Linked DNA regions of Homo sapiens: region 1 is linked to region 2. Evidence: chromatin contacts called from ENCODE POLR2A ChIA-PET data. All regions are on one chromosome and are shown on one strand. Each heading gives the region's core, a stretch centred on a gene start or an enhancer-like site at or near the end of the contact. The rest is flanking DNA. Distances are from core to core; before and after follow the strand shown. Region 1 holds the start of CRX (cone-rod homeobox). Region 2 has its middle 9.2 kb from the start of BICRA-AS2.

Evidence for each region. ChIA-PET counts read pairs that join two places held with the same protein, here RNA polymerase II (POLR2A).
Region 1: POLR2A ChIA-PET joins it to region 2 with 11 read pairs in endothelial cell of umbilical vein. The contact joins the promoter of CRX here to the enhancer-like site in region 2. POLR2A ChIA-PET finds 5 or more read pairs at or near these places in 3 of 52 experiments (A673, AG04449 and endothelial cell of umbilical vein).

What each region holds. Positions count from the first base shown.
Region 1 is chr19:47,817,578-47,823,628 of GRCh38, reverse strand. It overlaps CRX (cone-rod homeobox), which reads right to left and starts at 1,692. Exons shown (of 4, transcript NM_000554.6): 1 at 1,619-1,692. It also overlaps a transcript of TPRX1 not described here.
Region 2 is chr19:47,596,759-47,602,110 of GRCh38, reverse strand. No RefSeq gene overlaps it. Among named protein-coding and RNA genes, the nearest start is that of BICRA-AS2, 9.2 kb to the left of the region's middle. RefSeq lists silencers at 1,335-1,384, 1,535-1,724. Within about 2 kb of position 3,575, at least 27 of the 41 ENCODE cell types and tissues checked have a DNase peak (open chromatin) inside an H3K27ac peak, as active enhancers do; they include A673 and endothelial cell of umbilical vein, where a contact is called at or near this core.

The DNA of each region.
Region 1 (6,051 bases), core at 443-2,942, 220 kb before region 2:
CCAGCCCTTGGCAAGACCCTCCCAGCTCAGCCACATTCAGGGCCCTCCCTTGTCAGCCACTCCAGCCTCTCTCTGCAGCCTCTGTTGGCTCCTCTGTCCAGCGGGGACAAGGAGCTGGGTGGATGCACCCACTGCCGGCCATGAGACCTGGGGGAAGCTGGGATCCACGGCACAGTTAGAGCCTGAGCAAATCAACTCCGTGATCAACAATGTGATCCCTGAAGCATCCAGAAATTCACACACAGTGGGCAGCCCTGAAGTCGGACCTCACTCTGTGGCAATCACAGCCCTCGCTCGTTCCTTTTGGGAAAACCGCATCACACCTCCTCTCTGTGGCAGTCTGTCTACCTGCTTCTACCCTTCTGCCCTTCATTCATTCATTCATTCCCTGCATATTCACTGAGCACTCACTGTGTGTCTAGGACTGACCCAAGCACTGGGAATACAGCCGAGAGCAAGACAGACAAGGCCTCAGCCCTCCTGACAGGGGCAGACGGGAAACAAGGTGTCAATCAAGAGTTTTGCAGGAGACCGGCTGGGCGCAGAGGCTCATACCCATAATCCCAGCACTTTGGGAGGCTCAGGCGGGCTGATCACTTGAGGTCAGGAGTTCGAGACCAGCCTGGACAACATGGAGAGACCCCCCATCTCTACTAAAAATACAAAAAATAGCTGGGCATGGGGGCACGCGCCTGTAATTCCAGCTACTCAAGAGGCTGAGGTGGATGGACTCCTTGGACCTAGGAGGTAGAGGTTGCAGTGAGTGGAGATCGTGGCACTGCACTCCAGCTTGGGCAACAGAGCAAGACTCCATCTCAAAAACAAACAAAAAAAAACTTTGCAGAAAGAAGATCAGAGAGAGTGACTGTGCTGGAAGCTAAGAGGGCGGGGGCGTGAGGATTCCCCAGTCCCGAAGTAGAGCCTGGGCTGAAAGCCAGAGCCTCTGGGTGCATTGAGGCCCTAAGTGATCAATTCACCAGCACAGTGATCCCCAGTCATCACATTCCTGGCTCTCTCGGGCAGGCCCAAGTCCACCCGGAGTTCTTCCTGTTGCAGCCACAGACCTGGGCTCTCTGCGTATATGTCTGTTCCGTCCCTTGTCTGTCATTCATCCATCCATCTATGCAACACATATTTAGGCAAATCCCAACCACACGCTGGGCACTGGGGAAAAATCAGTGCTCAACAAGGGAGGGAGACAGGCCATTTGTGGATCATCGCGCAAATGAAAATTTCAGGCAGTGCTAAGAGTTTTAAAGAACATCCAACAGAGCGGTATGCTGAGGAGTTGCCTTAGAACCACGGTGAGAAGCCCCCAACCCCGGATGCCGTCAGGGCTTGAGGGGACCCCCTTGCCCACAAGCCACCCTGAATCCTCCCAATGCCCCGAGTGCCATCAGCCAGTCCCTGCTGTCTAACCTTACTCCCTCCTGCTGCAATCACAGCCTAGCCCCGTTTCCACAAATGCCAGGACGGCACCTCTGTTTTGTGTGTGACTATTCAGCAAACATCACCTGCAGAGCACGGCAAACACAGCCACGAATAAGATAAACCCAACTTCTCCCCTCTCTTTTTTCTCCCCTCCTCGGTCCCCTCCGCCTCTCCTGCAGACGCTCACCTTCAGAAAGGAGGGACGGGGCTCTCCCGTGGCCCAGGACCTAGACAGAGCGGCCAGACAGCAGAGGCTGAAGGAAACACATCCCCTCACATGGGGAGATTTTAAGCCTGGGCCGGGAGTGATGTCATTTGTCATGGCCTGGAACTCGGAGGGTAATCCCGGCCAAGGTGGGGGACTCGACTGGGCACCAGGAGGTGACATTGGCTGGGAGGGGGAGGGGCACCCGTCTGCTTAATCCCCTCCTCTTCCCCCCATGACATCTTGGCAATTAGGGCTGATGGGGAAGGGAGGCCCCAGCTCCTGCCGGTGACCATAAGCCCCTACTCCTCAGGGAAGTCCTTCCTTAGGTCTAACTGGTGTCTCTCCAGCTTCAGCTAGTATCCCAAGAGAGAGGCATCAAAGAGGAAGGAGAGCACTGTCAGATGGTCCTGAGAGATCGTCTGAAAAAAGAGAGGCACGGAGCTTTCGGGATCCCTCTCCTGGGTCCCCCTTTCTCTCCACAACAGTCTGTCCGACAGCTAGTTTATCTCTGTAGTGCCTCATTGGTCTCGGTTTCTGCCTCAGTTTCCCCTGTTTCTCTCTCTTTGACTTGGTCAAGTCTTGTCTGTGGCCTCTCTGTCTCTGTGTTGTCAGACATGATATTCTCCTCTTTTTGGGGGCGGAGGTGGCAGGGGCTGCTTCCAGCACTGAAAATAGGCAGACTTATTAGAAAGGGTGTTTTGTTTTTCTGTTTTTGGTGGAGTTTGGGGTTTGGGATTTTTTTCTTTTTTTTTTCCTTTTTTTTTTTTTTGGTTGAGACAGGGTCTCACTCTGTCGCCCAGGCTGGAGTGCAGTGGCATGATCACAGCTCACTGCAGCCTTGACCTCCTGTGCTCAAGGGATCCTCCCTCCTCAGCCTCCCCAGTAGCTGAGACTTTACAGGCACATACCACGATGCCCAGCTAATTTTTTTATTTTCGTAGAGATGGAGTCGCTCTATGTTGCCCAGGCTGGCTTCAAACTCCTGGCCTCAAGCAATCCTCCCACCTCGGCCTCCCAAAGTGCTGGGATTGCAGGCGTGAGCCAACAAACCCAGCACTCACCATCTCTCTACACACCATTGGTCTTTGTCTGGCTTCTCTGTACCTCAGTTTCTTTTCCTGTGGGCCTTAGGCTGTGGCATTTCTGCCTACTTTCCTGAATACCACTCTTTCATTCTCCATCTGCTCCTCTCCGTCCCTGTCTCTGTTGATAAACCTGCATTATCCCCTTGGTCTCTCTTATTCTTTTTCTCTGTGTCTCCCTGTCTATCTTGCTCTTTCTCCCCTCTCCCTCAGCCTCCATGTCCTTCTGTTCCTGTCTGTCTGTCCCTCCCTTTGCTGTCTTTCTGCCTGTCCACCTGTCCCTGTAACTCCAGCCTCATCTCTGTCCCTCTGTCCTCGCTTATCCTCTGCAGCTCCAATCTCTGTTCCTCCTTCTCTTTTTCCCTGTCTCTCTCTCTCTCTCTCTCTCTCTCTGATTCTTGCTTCCCCTCTCCCTGGATTGCCCTTCATTTCTGTTTTGTTTTGTTTTTGTTTGGAGACAGAGTCTTGCTCTGTCACCCAGGCTGGAGTGCAGTGGCACCATCTCGGCTCACTGCAACCTCCACCTCCCCGGTTCAAGCAATTCTCCTGCCTCAGCCTCCCGAGTAGCTGGGAGGATTTCCTTTCATTTCTGTCCTTCTCCCTGTCTTGGTACCTCTGTTGCTCTGTATTTCTGATTTTCCTGGTCTCTGGCCCTCTTTGTGTCTCTCTCCTCTCGTCTGTCTCTCTAGATATTAATATGTCCCTGAGCTCCTGGGTCCCACACGGGTCTGTTTCACTTCCCCGTGCACCCAAACACGCACGCAAGCACACACACACACACACACACACACGCCCGGTAATCCCTCCTTGTGGCTGGGTCATTGTGTCTCAGCCATAAGGGGCCCTTTCTTTCTCCTCCTCCCTCCCCCAAACCCCCTGCTAGGAGAGATTAAGGCTACAGGCCTGGCTGAGGAATCAGGACAGGTCTCATTAGCTTGAAGAGCCAGGGATGACAGCAAGAGAGGGAGGGGCCGTCTGACCCTCGGCGACCAGTCCAGAGGCTCCTGATGGGAGAATCCAGTCCTGGAACAGACCCCCTGGCCCTGCAGCAGGGAAGGAAGGTCAGCTGTACAGGGAGAGGGAGGAGAAAATAACTTCCAGCGGGACAGAGAAGGTGTCAGCAACTCTTAAATCACCTGCCCTGGGGAATCTGGGTACTGGTTGGCTCCTGGATCCAGAGTCCTTCCAGGGGTGGGGGTACAGAGAGGTGGGTTTCAGCTGGTCCTGCACATGGCCCTGGGATCAAGTAAGCTGAAATCAAATCCAAGCACTTCTTCTCTGAGCTAGGTCTTCTGAGGCAACTTGCTTTCCTTCTCATCTCCACCCAGTGGCTCAGGCAGAAATCTGGGCACTCAGCCTGGCCCCTAACCCCTTTCTCCTCACCACTTACATCCAATCCATCCATAAGTCCTGTCATCTCTTCTATCAGATCATTATCCTACTGAAACAATATAAAGCACTGCTGGAAGAAATTAAAGGAGACTCAAGTCAATAGTGAACTATACCATGTTCATGGTTTAGAAGACTCAATGTTATTAAGAGGTCAATTCTTCTCAAACTAATCTTTAGATTTACTGCAATCCCAATCAGAATCTCATCAGGATTTTTCTGTAGAAATTGATTGTCAAACTGATTCTGAAGTTGCTATGGAATATAAATGATCTAGAATAATCAAAGCAGTCTTGGAAAAATAAAACGAGTTGGAGAACTTACGCTACCTGACTTTGAGACTTATTGTAATGCACATGATTGCAGCTGGAAAAAGTGGGGTTAAGGATTAAGAAAATGTGGCACATATACACCATGGAATACTATGCAGCCATAAAAAAGGATGAGTTCATGTCCTATGCAGGGACATGGATGAAGCTGGAAACCATCATTCTGAGCAAACTATCACAAGGACAGAAAACCAAACACCGCATGCTCTCGCTCATAGGTGAGAATTGAACAATGAGAACACTTGGACACAGGGTGGGGAACATCACACACAGGGGCCTGTTGTGGGGTGGGGGGCAGGGGGAGGAATAGCATTAGGAGAAATACCTAATGTAAATGATGAGTTAATGGGTGCAGCAAACCAACATGGCACATGTATCCATATGTAACAAACCTGCACGTTGTGCACATGTACCCTAGAACTTAAAGTATAATAAACAAAAAAAGTGGGGTTAAATTCTGGGGACAGTCTGAAGATGTATGGAATACTGGAGGATCCTTGGATCAGGTTGTTGATGAGTTTCACTCCAGGCTCTACTGCAGGATGGGGGTGCTCCTCATACCTGCACCCCCTTAGCTCCCTAACACATTCATCCTATTTAATCTTTTGCAAAACTCTTACTGACATCTTGTTTCTTGTCTGCCCTTGTCAGGAGGATGGGGCCCTGTCTGTCTTGTTCTCAGCTGTATTCCCAGTACCTAGGACTGTCCCAGACACACAGCAGTAAGTGTGTGTTCAATAAATGTGAAAGAAATGGATGGATGGATGGACGGAGGGATGGATGGATGGATGGATGGATGGAGGGATGGATGGGTGATGGATGATGGATGGATGGATGGATGGATGGATGATGGATGGATGGATGGATGGATGGATGGGTGATGGATGGGTGGATGGATGGATGGATGGGTGATGGATGGATGGATGGATGGATGGATGGATGGGTGATGGATGGGTGGATGGATGGATGGATGGATGGGTGATGGATGGATGGATGGATGGATGGTGGGGCAGAACCAGGTAGAGACACTGGCACAGAGAAGTGGTGTGATGTTTTCCCAAAAGGACCAAGGGTCTGTGATTGCAGCACTGTGAGGTCAGACTGTGGGGCTGCCCACTAGTGTTTGAATCTCTGGATGCTTCAGGGATCATATTGTTCCTGAGTTAATTCATTCAGGCTCTAACTGTGCCATGAATCCCTGCTTCTACCAGGTCCCATGCCTGGTAGTGGGTGCATCCACTCAGCTCCTTGTCCTCACTGGACAGAGGAGCCTACGGATGCGGCAGAGAGAGGCTGGCAGGGCCAACAAGGGAGGGCCCTGAACATGGCTGAGTCGGGAGGGTCTTGCCAAGAGCTGGCATGGAGCCACATGAGTTTGGGTTTAAATCCTGTTGTTTTCTCACTGCGTGGCCTTGGGCCCTTCATATGGGCTCCTGGGCCTCAGTTTCCTCCTCTGCAAAGTGGATACAGTGACAAGCTGTCACAATGAGCCCTGGGAATCCCATGGGAGCAGGGGAGGAAGCTGACCTCATCCATCTTCTAGGAATCCCAGGCAGACTCGGGGGTGAAGAGCGGGGCTCGGGGGCCAAAGAGATTTAAATTCTACCCCTGG
Region 2 (5,352 bases), core at 2,326-4,825:
TCATATTGGCCAGGCTGGTCTCGAACTCTTGGCCTCAAGTGATCCCCCCATCTTGGCCTCCCAAAGTGGTGGGATTACAGGCACCAACTCAGTTCTTAATGGGGGACTCATAACTTGCATATGATTCTCAAATGGAATTTTTTAAACGATCCCTTGGTACAGCATCTGGGTTTTAGCTACCAGGCAGTGGAACTAAGGGGGTGGATCAAAGGGCATTGATTCCCTGGCAATCCCTGCCCTGGGAGAGCAAACGTCTGTTTTTCCTGCTCTGTCCTGTCTGTCCCCTGACATCCTGGAAAGCCTGTCCAAGTTTCAGAGTTAATGAGTGAGTGTGGTCCACACTGTTCTAGAATCAGTGGGGAAGGTCAGAGGCAGCCAAAGGGATGACCAAAGACCAGTGTTGGGGATCAATATGGGCCCAGATCGAAAGAGACCTGCTGTCCTTCGGGAGTGACACGCCCCTTCTATTTGAGAATCAGGCGCAAGTTATGAGTCCTAGGTTAAGCACTGAGTTAGGCAGTCAGACCCAGACAGGTTCAGCGACTTGTCCCCAAGGCCAGCCAGGCAGGGTGGGGACTAAATCAGTACACCCAGGTGTTCTGTGGCTGAGTCACCAGATGAACCTAGGGCAAGTCACTTCTCCAGCTCCTCCATTTTCTCATCTCTTCAATGGGAGTGTATCGTCAGGCACCCAAATCTGCCCCTGTCCCCAAACATTTTATTATGACAATGTTCAGGCCAGGCGCGGTAGCTCACGTCTGTAATCCCAGCACTTTGGGAGGCCAAGGCGGGAGGATTACCTGAGGTCGGGAGTTCGAGACCAGCCTGACCAACATGGAGAAACCCCGTCTCTACTAGAAATACAAAAATTAGCAAGGCGTGGTGGCGCATGCCTGTAATCCCAGCTACTCGGGAGGCTGAGACAGGAGAATCGCTTGAACCCGGGAGGCGGAGGTTGTGGGTGAGCCGAGATCGCGCCATTGCACTCCAGCTTGGGCGACAAGAGCGAAACTCCGTCTCAAAAAGAAAGAAAGAAAGAAAGAAAAGCAAAGAAACGAAAAGAAAATTTCTCCAACCCAAGTTGTTTCTCGACCTGGGAGGCTGCTGGTGCCACATGGAGTTTTAGTTTTCTGTAGAGCGGCGCACAAGATACGTGCATTTTCCCGTATGCATGTAAGAACCAGGGGAAAGAAATGAAAGCCTTGCCCAATCCAAAAACACCCCTGCGTCCCCTCCAGGTTCTGTTAAATAGGGGCGAGGGGAACAAGTTCCCATTGGAGACGTTTCCGGGTCCGGATTTTAGCAGCTAGGCGGTGGAAATAAAGTGGGGGATGAGAGGGCATTGATGCCGGGGCGATCTCCGCCCTCTGACCGCTCCCTTCAAATGCGGCTGGGACCGCGGAGTGCGCCGCCCCAGCTCCTGGCCCTGCCCGCCCGCGCCGAGCGCCCGGAGCGCCCAGACTGCGAGCCGCCACGAAATCAGGCAACTGCGCGCCCAGCCCTGCCTCGGGTCCTCAGCGCGGCAAGTGCCGGGGGCGGAGCCCAGCCGCCTATTGGCCCAGGTCTGGGGGCGGAGCCACGACTCCATCACCGTCCCAACCCCAAACCCCATCGGGTTAAATGGGCCTCTCGCCGGTCGGGGGATTATTCGTCGGGAGGCGGGGCCTGGGTTTGTTTACACACTATCATTGGCCAGATTTGAATCGGGCCTACTGCGGGCGGGCCACGGGGCGGGGCTACAGCGGGCCACGGCCGCCGCCTGACAGCTTCTGGGAGGCAGGGCCAGTCCTGGACGCGCGGTCCCTGAGCACCGCGATCCCTGGAGCTGGGGTACCCTCGGCGGATGCGGAGAGTCGGGCGTTGGGGGGCGCAGGTTGGGGCTTCTGCCTGTCCGTTTTTTGACAAACACTAACCAAGGGGTGAGGTTGAGTAGCATTGTTTTTTTTGTTGTTGTTCTCGTAAAAATTTGTGGGAAAAAAAAAAAAAGACCAGAAACAACCTAGTTGTCCATCGATGGGGGACTCAGATAAGCAGTGGTGCGGCCCGCAATGGGATGCGGAGTCACCGTAAAACGAGGAAGGGATACTTGAACTGACACGGTATGAGCTATGTAGCCTGACAAGGTAGGAGAGGAGAAAAAAAAAGGTATAAAAATGTAAAAGGTGGAGATGAAAAAATACAAGCTTTTGCTTGTTAAATACACAGAATATCTTGAAAAGCAGAAGCGAACTGCGGCAGGGCGCGGTGGCTCACGCCTGTAATCCCAGGTCTTTGGGAGGCCGAGGCGGGCGGATCACATGAGGTCAGGAGTTCGAGACCAGACTGGCCAACATGGCAAAACCCCATTTCTACTAAAAATACAAAAAATTAGCCGGGCATGGTGGCGCGCGCCTGTAATCCCAGCTACTCGGGAGGCTGAGCAAGGAGAATCGCTTGATCCTGGGAGGCGGAGGTTGCGGTGAGCCGCTACTGCACTCCAGCCTGGGTGACAGAGCGAGACTTTGTCTAGGGAAAAAAAAAAAAAAAGCAAACTGGTCACAGCAGTTTTCCGTGGGGAAACAGGGGTGGGTGGATGTTAGGTCTTTTTCTACCTTTGTAAAGTTTGAGCCTAGTGTCACCTATTCAAAAAAATACACACAAAATATTCAAATACGTGCACACACAAAAAAATCAAATACACAAAAACATTCAAAGAAATACACACAAAAAATCCAATAAATACACAAATTCTGAGAATTTCCCGTTTTCATCCACATGTCCCTTTGCTCCTGCTCTTGCCCTAGAGCTCCTGCCCTAGAGGCTGTGGACCTCCCACCTGCAGCCCCCGCAGCCCCTGCACCCCGCAGCGTTTGGGGGATAGAGAACACGCTAAGAATGTGTCTTCATTTATCGGGTATTGTTACTCATGCACCACCAAATAAAATATTCTGACTCAAGAGTGGCTTTATTTATTTGTTGCTTTAAGCCTTGTAGTCATCACTGAGATATTTAACATTCCAACTATGTGGGAGGGGCCGCTTCCTTGGCTATGCTTGGGGGAGGGTGACAGGAGAAACGCACCAGGCCATCTTAGGAAAGAGAAGAGAAAGTCGAAACTAGGAAAGGCCCCTTTAAGAAGGGAAGCGGTCTCTGCTGGTCAACACCACTGACAGAGGAAGAGCTGGCTGGGTTTTGATTTTTATTATTACTCTGTTCCCGAAGATCTGGAGGAGAGAATGAGTAGACCGCTTGCAGCAATGAGACTAAGTCGAGATTTGGAGTCTGTTAACAGATCTCGGCTGAGTGCGGTGGCTCACACCTGTAATCCTGCACTTTGCGGGGCCGAGACAGGCGGATCATCCCCTTTTTACTACAGGGTTTGTGAAACATTGTTCAGATGGCTATAAAAGTCACCCATGGCTAGAGGGGGATTTACAATGTAGTTATAAGTAATGCTTAACCGAGCTTCTTTCTGTACTTGGATGCTCTCATTGAATGCCTCCAACAATCCTAGCAGGTAGGATATGCTAATATCACCTCCTGCTGATACGGAAACTGAGTCATAGAGAAGTTGCAAAATTGTCAGAGTCAGGGGGCACAGGGATTTGCAGCCCTGTTCCAAAATTTATACTTTTTTTTTTCTAGCAGGGATCTCGCTGACTGGAGTGCAACAACGTGTTCACCACTTGACTTCCTGGGTCCAAGTGATCCTCCAACCTCAGCCTCCACAGTGGCTGGGACCACAGGTGCCACCACCATGCTTGGCTAATCTATTTTTATTTTTCTGTAGAGATGAGGTCTTGTCCTGTTTCCCAGGCTGGTCTCGAACACATGGGCTCAAGAGATCCTCCTGCCTTGGCCTCCCAAAGTGCTGGGATTACAGATGTGAGCCACTGCACCTGCTCCAAAATTCATACTCTTAATCACCACATTACACTGTGCCATGTAAACGTTTTCTGTCTTTAGATGTATTGTTTTAAAAGCTAAAGATATAAGAATCTTAAGCAGATTCTGTTTATTCTTTTTTTTTTTTTTTTTTTTTTTTGAGACAGAGTCTTGCTCTGTCGCCAGGCTGGAGTGCCGTGGTGTGATCTCAGCTCACTGCAACCTCTGCCTCCTGGTTTCAAGTTATTCTCCTGCCTCAGCCTCCCAAGTAGCTGGGAGTACAGGTGTGTGCCACCACACCCAGCTAATTTTTGTATTTTTAGTAGAGACGGGGTTTCACCATGTTGGCCAGGATGGTCTTGATCTCTTGAACTTGTTATCCACCCACCTCAGCCTCCCAAAGTGCTGGGATTACAGGCATGAGCCACCGCACCTGGCTTCAGCCCGCAGATTTTTTTTTTTTTTTTTTTTTTTTTGAGACAGAGTCTCACTCTGTGGCCCAGGCTGGAGTGCAGTGGCACGATCTCGGCTCACTGCAAGCTCTGCCTCCCGGGTTCACGCCATTCTCCTGCCTCAGCCTCCGGAGTAGCTGGGACTACAGGCGCCCATCACCACACCTGGCTAATTTTTTGTGTTTTTAGTAGAGACGGGGTTTCACTGTGCTAGCCAGGATGGTCTCTATCTCCTGACCTCATGATCCGCCTGCCTTAGCCTCCCAAAGTGCTGGGATTACAGGCATGAGCCACTGCGCCTGGCCGACCCGCAGATTCTGAATGAAAGTGAACAATTTTCACATCCGATTTCTGCAACGGAGTTTGTTTTTGTTTTGAATTTCTGGTGACTTTTCCTAAAATTATATTTATTTATTTATTTTTATTATTTTGAGACAGAGTCTCACTGTCGCCATGCTGGAGTGCAGTGACGCAACCTTGGCTCACTGCAACCTCCGCCTCCTGGGTTCAAGCAATTCTCCTGCCTCAGCTTCCAGAGTAGCTGGGACTACAGGCATGAGCCACCACACCCACCTAATTTTTGTATTTTCGGTAGAGACAGGGTTTCACCATGTTGGCCAGGATGGTCTCGATCTTCTGACCTTGTGATCTCCCCAACTCAGCCTCCTAAAGTGCTGGCATTACAGGCGTGAGCCACCACGCCTGGCCTATTTATTTATTTTTTTGAGACAGAGTCTCCGTCTGTCACCCAGGCTGGAGTGCAGTGGCGCGATCTCAGCTCACTGCAACCTCCACCTCCCAGGTTCCATCAATTCTCCTGCCTCAGTCTCCCGAGTAGCTGGGACTACAGGCAATCATAGTTCACTGCAGCCTCAACCCCTTGGCCTCAAGCAATCCTCCTACCTCAGCCTCCTGGCTAGCTGGGAATAAAGGCACACACCACCACACCTGACTAATTTTTGTATTTTTTGTAGAGACAGGGTTTCACCATGTTGCCCAGACTGGACTCAAACTCCTGGGCTCCAATGATGCGCCT